Linked DNA regions of Homo sapiens: all the other regions are linked to region 2. Evidence: chromatin contacts called from ENCODE Hi-C or POLR2A ChIA-PET data. All regions are on one chromosome and are shown on one strand. The core of a region is the stretch at or near the end of the contact, and the rest is flanking DNA. Distances in the headings are between cores, read along the strand shown. Region 1 overlaps STK24 (serine/threonine kinase 24). Region 2 overlaps FARP1 (FERM, ARH/RhoGEF and pleckstrin domain protein 1). Region 3 overlaps FARP1 (FERM, ARH/RhoGEF and pleckstrin domain protein 1). Region 4 overlaps FARP1 (FERM, ARH/RhoGEF and pleckstrin domain protein 1).

Region 1 (3,152 bases), core at 230-2,729, 110 kb after region 2:
GGCAGTGCAGGGCACGGGGCAGCCTGGGCAGGGTCTGGATCCCGACTCCCACTTCACGACCTAGGGGCCCGGGCAGCTGTCTCCTGAGCTTCTGCACGAGGCCTTGGCCAAGAGCCTGGCCACGGCGAGCAGCCAAGAACCCATGGCTGGCACGGGACGCCACCGCCAGAGTTTGGGTTCACAGTGGGTTCACGGGGTTCAGACGTCAGCCTGCTCCGCTGCTGACTCAGGACTCGGTGGTGGCTTTTGCACACATGGAGGAAAAAAAAAGAAGAAACCTTTTTTAAGGCTCTTTGGTCCCTTTGGGAGAGCACTGAGTCCGGCTCTTAGAACACCCAAGGAAGACCCCTCAGTTCGCCCCTGACTCCAGGTCTCACTGCGCTGACTCCAAGTGAGCTCACCCTTTGAGAACACGCCCCAACTTCCCAGGCCTTTTTGCTTTTGGAGGTTCCGCAAGTCAGGAAAATGCTTCACTTGTCTTCCCTCCCCACGCCCTGGGCAAACTTTACTTTTATTATCTATTGCTCTGATTTTCATTTCAGGTTTACTTCTCTGCATTTTCCACTTAACAGCAAACTCAAGTGCTCAGGGACAGCGCTGGTGTGCTCGAGCTCAGTAAATGTTAACTGTGGACCCTGTGACCAAGGAAGAGTAACTCGTGTTGACTCTAGGGAGGCGCTAACGGTAAGATGCACTGCATTTATAAAATACATTCCTCTCACAATTCAAACTAAATCCTGCCATCTGGAGTTGATTCTAAGACAGTCCAAATAAACAGCCCAAGTTTTAATGTATGTTGAATGCTTTTCAAGCGTTTAAATGCCCTTGACTGCTAAGATAATAAAGACAACTTCAGTCTTGACCGGACAAGTGCGGAAACCTCGAATGATGTGTCTGACACCCAACTCAGAGGGACAGGCATGTCGCTCATTCAATAACCATCCAGTCACGGGCACCTGCCTTGAGGAGGCTTGGTGATCCCAGGTTCTGATTTCAGGGAAGCTTCCATCATCAAGAGTGTCCTTCAGCACACCTTCATCTCACACACACGCTCGCCTGCAGGCTTCCACAATGCTTGCTCCTGGGGAATGGGTATGCCACAGTAAGCTCTTCCAGGAAAACACCAGTATCTTTCTAGATGGCAAAGGAAATCTAAATCGCTTTTCCCTAAGAGAGCTGGGAACTCTGACGTTTCTACTCCCACTCCCTTTTTAACAGCTGCTGTTTAACTGGTTTCACTGGCTCCCATCCCTTCTATTTTCTGGGCATTAAGTCTGCTCACAGCAAGGGGAGCTCCCAGCAGGGAGGTAATCTCCCCGCCTCTTCTCCCACTGTAGCCAGCTGTGCAATATGACACCCTGGGAAACAATCTTTTGCTGACTTAGGGGACTGAGGGTCACCAGGCAGCTTCCTGGAGCAGCAAGGCACAAGTGACCACCCCCTCGTCCTTCTGCACTTCCAAAGCTCCGCCCTCCTCAGTTCGCTGCTCTCTCAATCTGACCACGAAGGTACGTCACCACTTGCCAAGCAAACAAGATAAGTTTCACCTGGCTACCTTCTCCTTTTAAGGAGCCCTAGCAAGACACCTCAACCAAGTTTTCTGTGTCGCCCTGATCCTTCTGGGGACGTGCAAGCAACAACAGAACATCCAGAGCTCTCTACCCAGAGCAAACCCCGCCTCAGGACCAAGGCCGCCTCCTTCCTGGAGAGGAAGATGGAGAAATAACACAGCCTTCCCGCTTCCCTCCAACTCATTCCTGGTAGCAGACGCGCTGGGTGGCAAGGCTACCCAGACACAAGGCTCACCAGAGGGCACTCAGGAAACCAGCTCAAGTCCTTATTGAGGTCACTGCGTCTCAAATACCCGGGCTGGGCCTGTGACTCACACACCAGCACCAACAACCAGGGGGTGGGATATTGCATCAGGAAAAGCTCCACTCTGGGTGGAACCTGCTTTTCAACCTCATTGGGTGTGTCACCGCCCAGTGGGTTCACCTTGCCCGCTGCCTAGACAGAGCCGACTCATCAAGACAGGGGAACTGCAGTTGAGAAAGAGTAATTCACGCAGAGCCAGCTGTGCAGGAGACCAGAGTTTTATTATTACTGAAATCAGTCTCTCCGAGCATTCGGGGAGAATTTTTAAGGATAAGCTGGTGGGGTAGGGGAAGCCAGTGAGCCAGAAGTGCTGATTGGTAAGAGATGAAATCACGGGGAATCAAAGCTGTCTTCTTGTGCTCAGTCAGTTCCTGGGTGGGGGCCACAAGATCAGATGAACCAGTTTATTGATCTGAGTGGGGCCAGCTGATCCATCAAGTGCAGGGCCTGCAAAATATCTCAGGCACTGATCTTAGGAGCAGTTTAGAGAGGCTCAGAATCTTGTAGCCCCAAGCTGCCTGACTCCTAAGCCATAATTTCTAATCTTGTGGCTAATGTTAGTCCTACAAAAGCAATCTAGTCCCCAGGCAAGAAGGAGGTCTGCTTTGGCAAAGGGCTGTTACCGCCTTTGTTTAAACTGTAAGTTTCTCCCAAAGTTAAGTCAGCCTGTGCCCAGGAATGAACAAGGACAGCTTGGAGGTTAGAAAGATGGAGTCAGTTAAGTTCGATCTCTTTAGTCTCAGTCATCATTTTGCGAAGGCGGTTTCAGGTTTGCAAGCATTCCAGCCGCTGAAGGTCGGCCCGGGGGACCGGATGGAGCCCGCTAGACACAGGCAGCAGCTGCACCACCGCCTGGCACTTCTGGGGCTCTCTTCCTGTGCTCTATGCACCAGCCATTAATGGAGGAGGACCCTAACACCCAACGCCAGCCACTAAGACAGCAGCTTTCCCCTCCTTCCCACAGAAATGGGAGGAAGCGGAAGAGGAGCAGGGACAGGAACACATGGACTCGGGGAGGGGAACATCACACACTGGGGCCTGTCGGAGGGTGGTGGGCTAGGGGAGGGACAGCATTAGGAGAAATACCCAATGTAGATGACGGTTTGATGGGTGCGGCAAACCACCATGGCACATCTATACCTATGTAATAAACCTGCACGTTCTGCACATGTACCCCAGAACTTAAAAGTATTAAAAAAAAAAAAAAGAAAGAAAAAGGGGACAGAGTGAAGGCCGGGTCTCAGTCTTCTGGTGCCCATACATGTGGGCCGCACTCG
Region 2 (3,419 bases), core at 370-2,869:
TATTATACTTTAAGTTTTAGGGTACATGTGCACAATGTGCAGGTTAGTTACATATGTATACATGTGCCATGCTGGTGTGCTGCACCCATTAACTCCTCATTTAGCATTAGGTATATCTCCTAATGCTATCCCTCCCCGCTCCCCCCACCCCACAACAGTCCCCAGAGTGTGATGTTCCCCTTCCTGTGTCCATGTGTTCTCATTGTTCAGTTCACACCTATGAGTGAGAACATGTGGTGTTTGGTTTTTTGTCCTTGCGATAGTTTACTGAGAATGATGATTTCCAGTTTCATCCATGTCCCTACAAAGGACATGAACTCATCATTTTTTATGGCTGCATAGTATTCCATGGTGTATGTGTGCCACATTTTCTTAATCCAGTCTATCATTGTTGGACATTTGGGTTTAACCAGCCTAATTCTTGTCATACATGGTGTTCAAGCAGTGACTGTTTAATACCGAGGCCATCATATCCTTCCTCATCCCTCTCAGTACAGAGCACAGTATCTTGGGTCATCATTGATCATCATTTATCAAAGGGATGAAGATACTGATGTAATCAGCAATATTTATTAAGGGTTCCCTGTGTGCAAGCATTGTTCTAGGCACTGGGAGTGCAGTGATGAAAAGACAAGAATACTCTCATGGAAACAGACAAAGCGATTAAATAAACAAGATAATATCAGATAGCGGCAAGAACTCTTTAGGTAATTGAAGTAGGAGGATGTGATAGAGGTGCCTGGGTGATGACTTCAGGCTGGTGGGTCTGGGATGCCTCTTGAGGAAGTGAGAAGGAACCATCAGTCATTTACTGAGAGAGCTTTCTAGAGAGATGGAGCAGTCAGTACTCTGCCCAAGGCGGGAATCAGCTCCAAGCATTCAAATACATAAAGGAGGGCCAGCATGGCAGGAGTGTTGGGAGCGTCGTGGTGAGGTGGGAGAGAGGCTTGACACACATAGTGTTGAAAGATTGGCTGCCATGTGGATGTTAGGGGGAGAAGGAGAGTCCCAGGGCATCCTGTGAGGAGGCGGTCACATGGTGATGGCAAAGAAGCCACCAATAGGTAGCAGTAGAAATGGAGGCAAGTAGTTGTGTTTGGAACAGGTACCGGAAGCAGGGTCCCTCTGTCTTGGTGATGAGGTGGTGGTGGACTTTGAGGGAGGGAGAGGGGGCACTTAGATTTTTGGCTTGAGTGACTGGGGGGGAGATGGTGTTGGGGGTTACTAAAATGAGAAAAGGATGGAGGGAAGTGGAGGACTGTTGGGGAGTGGAGAGTCAGGGTGTTTCTGGCCAGGTCATGTTTGAGATACCTGTTAGCTGTCCCATGACCACAGCAGCAGCAGGAAGGACATCAGATACAGGAATGTGCAGCTCCAGGGAGACAGTGACAAAGACTTCCCACTGCTTTGTGTTTTCTGAACGTTTGTGCTGCTAATCATCCACGTCCACTTAGAACCCTCAAATCAGCGAAGAAGGCAAAGGCAGCCAGGAATTGGCAGAAAGCAGCAGCCTTCTGGGAGCTACCTGCATAGGAGGGACAGCCCGAGCTGCTAAGCCGGGTCTGCACAGGACTGAGGGCTGGCTGATGACAGGAGGGCCTTTCGCTGGGGCTGCTGGGTCTTGGTTTCTCAGGCTGGTTTTCCTGTCGTTGGAAACTGCATTGCCCTGAGCTCTGCGTGCTGAAATAAATCTAAGGGCAAGTCCAGCTGTTGGAGGAATGTAGTTGTGTTTGGAATAAGTAGCATCGGTAGCGTGCCTTTTCCTCATGTGAATCACCAGGGCTCTTTCTTGCTCAGGAAGTTGGAGGCACAAATCCTGTATCCCCTCACCCCCGCCCCCCGTTTTTTTTTTTTTTTTCATTAAAAATTCTGTTTTGCCAATAGTTTTGCACCTTTTCAATTTTTGTGAATCGTCTCTAGAGGTTTGCAGTTGGCTACCATTCTGGCCCTTGCTCTGAAACTCCATACAGCTGGTTACCATCGAGCCGCATGTGCCTGGTACATTGCCAGCTCCTCTGTCAGTGCTGATAAATTCCTAAAGTTACACGAGCTCAGCTGGACGGAGCAGGTTTTTGTTGTTTTTGTTTTCTGGCACCCAGTGTGAACTGACATTTAAGAAGTCTTTTCCAAGGAGACAGTTCTTTTGGCTCATTGTTGAATAAAATTGATCTGAAATTCCTACTTTTTTTTTTATCATCTCTCCATCACTCCCCACTTGGTACAAGGCATAGAGAACCTCATGGGGCCGATGTGTTGGGACTCTCGCATCTCAAATTCCTGTAGAAGCAAAAATGGACTGACTATTGAGATTTCAGGTGCTGTTCTTTGGCAGATGGTGAATGAGGGGATGCTGGGAGAAGCTCCATGTCAGCTGTGCTTTGTGGGGAGGGACGCATACACAGAAGTGGGACAGACGGAGAAACTGGCCTGTGGTTCAGCAAAGCATAAGTGACTCTAGCTCTGTAGTTAATGCTTTGGGCCTCCAGGAATAGCTCTTTCAGCTTCCCATTGATATAGATAGGAGATTAAATTGCACTCTTTTGTTAAACAAGAAGCTGGATTCCTTTCTATTTATTGAACTGCAGGTGGAATGCCATCCTATTGACAGCAGCACCCAGACACCTAGAAGGAGAAGCGTATTGACTCCTGGGTGCAGCCTCAAAACAACGAGTGAGGGTCTTTGGAAAAGATGATCCCAGTTTTTCTTTTTTTTTTTTTTTTTTTTTTGGCGATGGAGTCTCGCTCTGTCGCCCAGGCTGGAGTGCAATGGCACGATCTTGGCTCACTGCAACCTCCGCCTCGTAGGTTCAAGCGATTCTTCTGCATCAGCCTCCCAAGTAGCTGAGACTACAGGCACGTGCCACCACACCCAGCTAATTTTTGTATTTTTAGTAGAGACGGGGTTTCACCATATTGGCCAGGCTGGTCTCGAACTCCTGACCTCATGATCTGCCTGTCTTGGCCTCCCAAAGTGCTGGCATTACAGGCCTGAGTCGCTGCACCCTGCCACATGATCTCAGTTTTTCTTATCGTGTGGCTTGGAATCACTTTCCTTGTGCCATGTTTAGCCACCCTTTGTTCTTCCCCTTCTCTCTGGGCATCCCGTCTTCAGTTGGATCCAGCTTCTACTTGCCTGTGTTCTTATAGGTGAGGGGACCCTATCAGAACATGCTGCTCTGCGCCCTGCACGCCCTACTGAAGTGTTCTCTTAGACTGCAGGAGAATTCTAAATTGCTTATATGTAATAAGAAAAGAGGGAAGATGGTGGTTTTCCAGATGAAATAAATTATTCATATTGAAAGCAAGGCATCAAATGGGTGTGACATGTGACTCTTGCAGTCCCTAGGAGTGAAGTCCCTCTGTCTGCTCCTGCCATAATCGTTGTCCTCTCCTCACATGAGAGGTGGACTCTCCTCACG
Region 3 (3,099 bases), core at 364-2,863, 120 kb before region 2:
TTGGCATCACGCAATTTGATAAAGTCCATGATAAACCATAAAAAGATAGCAGATTGGATAGTAATATAGCTAATTGTATGTATGTATGTATGTGTGTATTTTGAGATGGTGTCTCATTCACTCTGTTGCCCAGGGTGTGCAGTGACGCAATCTTGGCTCAATGCAGTCTCCGCCTCCTGGGTCCAAGCGATTCTCCTGCGTCAGCCTCCTGAAGAGCTGGGATTGCAGGATCCTGCCACCATGCCCGGTTATTTTTTGTATTTTTAGTAGAGACAGGGTTTCACTATGTTGGCCAACCTGGTCTCAAACTCCTGACTTCAAGTGATCTGCCCTCTTCGGCCTCCCAAAGTGCTGGGATTACAGGCGTGAGCCACCGTGCCCACCTATATATGTATTTAACAACAATGTTAATAATATGTATTATATTAGCATATTAGGAGATTAGAGTTATAATGACTTTATTATCAGATGAATTTTTCAAAATGCCCATTTGCATTTTGACTGTTCAGACTTCCTGACTATTCAATGTGAGACTCATAAGACTAAAAGAATATCAGTGCATGTGATGTGACTCAATAACTTTAAGACTTCAGCGTGGCTCTTGTCAGGTTCACATTCATGTTCTTGGGTAGGTTCAATAGAACGTTCATTACCTGCATATTTTCATTTATTAAAATTAAAACCGACCCCAACACAGAGTGAAGATGACTTTTTCACATTACTTTGACTTGTACCTCAAAGACAAGCCAACAATGGCCCAGCTAATGGACAGGAGTGCCCTGGTGGCAGATGGTCTGGCTTGACCCTCATGGATGCTACCAAATGCTGAGATTTCCTCTCACAGGCTGCTGTAGAATGTGCCCTCCAAAATGCCAGGTATCTCTGTACTGTGTTCTTTAAACATTTATTGAAGACCTTTGTCTTTAATACCCACCCACTTAGTTGCCTGTGCCTTCCCAGGACCTGAAATTGGATGTAAGTCAATGTCAAAGAAAGTGTCCAGTGTTGTTCTTTAAGGAAGATTATCTATTATCCTGCTCTAACATTCAAGTCAGCGACCCAGTGAGCCCCGGTGATCATGTATACTTCAGAGGAAAATATATCTGCCTCAGATTCTCAGGGTGTTATTTTTAGAAAAATACTTCCAAATTGTTTGACACCAACATTTTTCAACTTGATTTTGGCAAGCATAGGCCCCTGAGATTTTAAAGTAGCTTTTATCAAAACAAAACTAGCTACTTAGCTATGACTGCGTAGAATTCCAAAGGTTGGAGAGAACCTTGGTGGCACCCATACTCAAAGTAGGGAGTGTGGTGCATTAATAGCTGTATGTTGATTTAGTCTGCGACGAAAGCAATGTTCAAGCCAAGTTTGTCCAGCAAGGAAAAATGTTAAGTTTCTGATCTTTAAAAAGGGTGTTGAGGGAGATGAAAATTAATCTGAAGCATTAAGGAATGCTGTTAAATGCTTGTTGGCAAGTAGTCCTGAGTTTAGCCTTTTATTTCTCTTAACCCACTGCTGGGGCTGCAGAAGATGACGCCAGTGATTGGTAATAAAAGTCTCAGTAGCTGCCGTTGACTGAGTGCTGTTGCAGAGGATTTTCCTGATGCTCTCGCAGGAAATGCCCATAGCAACCGCATGAGTCAGATATCCCAATCTGGCTTATCAGTGAAGAAACTGAGACTCAGATCAAAGACTTTGATGTGAGACAAAAACTGGATTTGGACCCTGCCTGCCTCTGCCACTTTTAAACTATGGCCTGGGTTTCACCATTTGTGAAATGAGGATGATGGTCTCCACCTCAAAAGGTGGTTGTGAGGATTAAGCGAGATGATGTATTTATAACAACACATCACTTACAAAGTAGGAAGTGTAGACTGCTGTGGGCTTTGCTGCGTTCATCCAAGGTCGCACCGCTAAGTCATCGTTGAGCTCGGTTTCCAGCCCAGATGTTTCCAGCCAGATGTGCTCTGCTCTTGGCCTTTTATTTTATAGTTGCTGCATCAGTTCATAGCAAACATTTCATGGAAACTGGGCCATGTGGTTAGTTTTAGGTTTGCTGTAATGAAGAGCGCCCTGGGTGGAGGCAGAATTTCTGGGTTTGAGGTCAGAATCCACTGTCTTGTTTGTGTGTGTATGACAGTTTTCATGCATGCTTTCCATGTGGGGTTTGGAACAAACTGATGGGCAGTTTTGGCTCTTCATAACACAAAGTGGGGCTCATCGCATAGTTATATACAGCTTTGAAAATACCACTCTGTACTTCTGATGCATGTGATCATTTCAGGGTTCTGAGACCACCCCAACTCATTTGCCCATCATTATGGGACCTCTGAGTTTCCGGGCAAAGTGATAATCTGAGCGGGCAGTCGGTAGTGTGTGGGTGTCCCTGAAAAGTACTAAGTGTTCTCCTCACTTGTTCCCAAATACTCATCTCATAATGATGCACTAATACATGCCATTATTGGTGTTTGTGTCATTTTTGGATTTTGAGGTTGAAGTTGAAGAGAGATGACAGTTTAATTCTTAGCTCCGCTCTTAAAAACTATGGGATTCTGAACAAATTTCTTAACTTTAGTGAGTGCCAGTTATATCATCTGTAAAGTGTGGATGAGAATAGTATCTCTCTCCTTGTGTGTTAATAATGGTGCCTGCAAAATGACTAGATAACACATGTAAAATGATCAGACAGTTTTGGGCATCTAGTAGGTGCTCAATAAAAAGTGGGTATTCTATCCCAGTGATCATGAGCACGAAGAATTGTGTCTGTTGTATTTGTGGAGAGTCTACTGATGAGAAGTGTATCCTTCTGCCTGTGTTGCTGTAGGTGCAGAATGTGATTTAAGCCAAATGCATGGCGGTGTAGCCTGGCCAGCTGTTTACACATTCAGATTCAGCCTCAGCAGAAATAGCCTAGCCATGAATTCACAAGAAACTGCTGAGAATTCAGGATCTGAGCTCACTGCTGGGATTAATTTCTTTTCAACAGACTGACTGTCTAGAGAATGTCCATGATGCTATAAATGAAAACATATGTTAGTATAACCAATGGCAGTGGGGGAATGGGAAAGCAATGATGGGATATTCAGGAACCATTTC
Region 4 (2,942 bases), core at 79-2,578, 70 kb before region 2:
TAAAGAATTTATTAAAACACTCCCTCTCAGTCCCAGTAATAGGCCAAGAGCCAACCACACACAGAATTTGGCCACACCCTTTCCCCTGAGAGCACTGTATCTAGATTAAGATATTTATTGAGGCAAAGAGAAAGTTGGTGTTAGGTTAGGAGGTCTGGAGTGAGAAGACAGTCCGTCCATGCTGCCTTATGGGGTTGGCCTCGAGTAGTGTGGGGACGACAGGCTTTCACGTTAGTCACTTAGAGGTCACTGGGAACTGTTCCTTGGGGCCCTGGGCCACTGTCGTTTGCACGGACCCCGTGTCTCTCTCAGCCTTGGTAGCAGTCATCCAACCACATCTCTATCATCGTTCTAACCGGCAGTGAAGAGAGCTGGGCAGATGCTTTGGGAGCCCTCTTGGTTTGGTACCCAGGATGTCCGCGTATTCTTTTTGAGTGGATTGATTTCCAGGGAAAATGTTACATTATATAACAGCAGTTTTATAAACATATACAAAATGTGTTCTGTACATGTAAAAGGGTCTTGCCTTCTGACTGTGCCCTCTTGCCGGTGGCTTCATCAGCTCTTCCATCTCTGCAGGTGAAGCCACTTCTCTGCTCCGCCCAGCAGGGCCACCCTTCCCCGTCCCCTCTGTACTTTTTTTCTAAAATATAGAAAGAACAGCATTATGAATATTACTTGCTTTACCAAATGATGGTTTCAAATATATATGGGGCACTTAATGTCCAGTTTTCTTTGAAAATAGACTTCTCCAAAAATGTTGGCCTGGTCAGGCACTGAGGCTTCTGTCTTCTGTGCTGCTGCCGACTTGGGGGCTCCATGGCCTTGGAGAGTTACCCTTTAAGGGACTCCATTAATGCATCCCAAATGACAAAGCCCCTGCCTGGATGATCTCTCAGGTCTCTCCAACCCTGGAATTGGTGATCCTGTTGTTGGTCCAGACCAGCTGTCATCAACTTGGGGCCATTGCGCCATCCAGGGGACATCGAGCTGGGTCCAGAGACTGCTTTGGTTGTCATCTAATGGCATCTTGAGGAAAGAGGCCAAGGCACTGCTGATCATCCTACAAGGCATAGGACAGTCCACCCTGCCCCCAACAAAGGAACACCTGCTCAAATGTCAGTAATGCAGAGCTCATGCCAGCCCCCACCTGGAGGAGCCCTGGGCAAGTACATTGACCAGCTCCTGGCCACTTTAATGCACTTTTTTCTTTCTCTCTGTTGGACTTGTAGGGCTTTCTCTGGTCCACGTGTCACTTTCCACGTCTGTTTACCATCTGAAAGTTCTGTAGGTGAAGAGGTGGAGAAGTCAGACAGGTCTGCTTGGCAGAAACAGAGCTTCTATTGTATGAGGTTGCTGGCAAGTGAGAGAAGCCTGAAGTCAAGCCTTCTGCGGAGGTGTGGGTTTTCTGAGCCACATTAAAAATGTGTGGCTCGTTCTCTTCTCTCTGTTAGAATTTTCCTGGCAGTGACTTAGGAGCTTGGCATTTGTTTACTTTTCCATTTTGTTTATGTCTTTCTACATTCCTGGGACTTGGATTGTTGAAAGCTCAGCGTTTTCTAGATAATACTGTGCATTTAATATTTTAGAGGGGATAGAACCTAAAGAAGAGGTGTTTTGATCGTATAAACCTTTCGGGCTTTTGGGGGGAAATCAAGTCCCCAAAATGGTAGTACATTGAAAACACACAGAGGGATACTTAACTTGCCTTAAGAAGCCAGTGTTTTTATGTTTATTTAAGTGTACACGTACTCGGTGGTGTATGGCTCAGACTTCTTTAAAAAGCAGAAAGTAAAGACTGTCCTCTGAGCCAAAGCCAGGGCATGGAGGATGCGTGCAACAGCCTTGTTAATTCGGGTGACCGGATTTCTCAAACAAAACAGATCATCCTGTCTGTCGACTTTAAAATTCATGATCATTTTTTTTTTCCCCTAAGGAAACCTGATTCCTTTTAAGGAATACTTGGTGTAGACACACCTCAAAATTGACCCCGTACACAGACTGGCTCTGTACCCATTAACTTCCCTGCATAGAAGTAGGAAGCAAAAAGGAACTTTCCATGAATTGGGCTGACTTAGCTGCCACATTTTGGCACAAAAGCAGGGGCCACCAAGTTAGCTGTTAACTCTGCTCTTTAATGGAAAGCCATAATCAAACCTCCAGAATAATGGGGCAAACACGTGGAATGAACTCTCTTTCCACCACTTTTGTAAAATCTACCATGAATGGCAAGTGCCAGCTTATGCCTGTAATCTTACCCATATCAAAAAATTCTTTTCTAGCTCACATTCATTCCTCCATTTTCCCCAGTTGCTATATTTTCAACCTCCCACACTCATCTTTTTTTTCACCCCTGCCCACACCAGTGGCCAAAGATGGTCACTTTCTTTTTCCGAGAGCTGCTTCTCCCTGTCCGGGGCAGATCAGCTTTGCCACACTTCACCCTTCCTGGGCGTGCTCAGGCAAAAAGCACTGCAGCCCTCTCTCCTAGCACCAACCTAGCCTGGGTGCTAGCACTGACCAAGGTCTGGGCATTTGAGGAATTTTTACCTATAACATCGTTGTCTGGAGAGATCAAGGAAAGGCAAGGTGAAGAGCAAAGAGGAACTTCTTCAGGATCCCATTGGGGTGAGAATGGAAGCCATTAGTTCTCAGTTGTGGGATGCATTTCTCCTTGCTGAGAGATTGAGGTCGATGAGGTAGCATGGTTGATATTGATCCCTTGGGACCAGAGTAGGGGCAGGAGCAGCTCTTATCTGCAGCTGTGGGTGCTTTGAAACCAGGGGCGAGGAGAGTTAAGGTGAGTGCAATAAGCCCATTTGGGCAAGAGAGAGAGCAGGGAGTATCAGGCCCCAACGAGGAGAGCTCCTGAGCTGAGGGAGGAGGTAGTGATGTGGCAGCCTGTAGAAGTGTGGAGGTGGCCACTTGGTCCTGGTGGAGTT

What was found. Hi-C counts contacts between places; a loop is a spot of excess contacts on that map. ChIA-PET counts read pairs that join two places held with the same protein, here RNA polymerase II (POLR2A). Pooled maps may share reads with other maps.
Region 1: a loop to region 2 is called in a map of gastrocnemius medialis, with 4 times the contacts of the local background. The contact joins two enhancer-like sites. A Hi-C loop is called at or near these places in 1 of 168 maps with a recorded cell type or tissue (gastrocnemius medialis) and 1 of 50 pooled maps. POLR2A ChIA-PET finds 5 or more read pairs at or near these places in 3 of 52 experiments (BJ, PC-9 and naive thymus-derived CD4-positive, alpha-beta T cell).
Region 3: a loop to region 2 is called in a map of chondrocyte, with 2.4 times the contacts of the local background. The contact joins two enhancer-like sites. A Hi-C loop is called at or near these places in 1 of 168 maps with a recorded cell type or tissue (chondrocyte). POLR2A ChIA-PET finds 5 or more read pairs at or near these places in 5 of 52 experiments (AG04450, Caco-2, HepG2 and 2 more).
Region 4: a loop to region 2 is called in a map of IMR-90, with 2.8 times the contacts of the local background. The contact joins two enhancer-like sites. A Hi-C loop is called at or near these places in 1 of 168 maps with a recorded cell type or tissue (IMR-90) and 2 of 50 pooled maps. POLR2A ChIA-PET finds 5 or more read pairs at or near these places in 4 of 52 experiments (CD8-positive, alpha-beta T cell, H1, PC-3 and 1 more).

Annotation. Positions count from the first base shown.
Region 1 is chr13:98,483,137-98,486,288 of GRCh38, forward strand. All of the region lies in intron 2 of STK24 (serine/threonine kinase 24), which reads right to left. Among named protein-coding and RNA genes, the nearest start is that of FARP1-AS1, 49 kb to the left of the region's middle. RefSeq lists enhancers at 1,204-1,895, 1,332-1,501, 1,562-1,641, 2,042-2,121. Within about 2 kb of position 1,480, at least 38 of the 41 ENCODE cell types and tissues checked have a DNase peak (open chromatin) inside an H3K27ac peak, as active enhancers do.
Region 2 is chr13:98,369,377-98,372,795 of GRCh38, forward strand. All of the region lies in intron 5 of FARP1 (FERM, ARH/RhoGEF and pleckstrin domain protein 1), which reads left to right. Among named protein-coding and RNA genes, the nearest start is that of FARP1-AS1, 65 kb to the right of the region's middle. Within about 2 kb of position 1,620, at least 5 of the 41 ENCODE cell types and tissues checked have a DNase peak (open chromatin) inside an H3K27ac peak, as active enhancers do; they include IMR-90, where a contact is called at or near this core.
Region 3 is chr13:98,251,763-98,254,861 of GRCh38, forward strand. The region is part of intron 2 of FARP1 (FERM, ARH/RhoGEF and pleckstrin domain protein 1); the gene reads left to right. Among named protein-coding and RNA genes, the nearest start is that of MIR3170, 45 kb to the left of the region's middle. Within about 2 kb of position 1,614, at least 6 of the 41 ENCODE cell types and tissues checked have a DNase peak (open chromatin) inside an H3K27ac peak, as active enhancers do.
Region 4 is chr13:98,300,048-98,302,989 of GRCh38, forward strand. All of the region lies in intron 2 of FARP1 (FERM, ARH/RhoGEF and pleckstrin domain protein 1), which reads left to right. Among named protein-coding and RNA genes, the nearest start is that of MIR3170, 93 kb to the left of the region's middle. Within about 2 kb of position 1,329, at least 7 of the 41 ENCODE cell types and tissues checked have a DNase peak (open chromatin) inside an H3K27ac peak, as active enhancers do; they include IMR-90, where a contact is called at or near this core.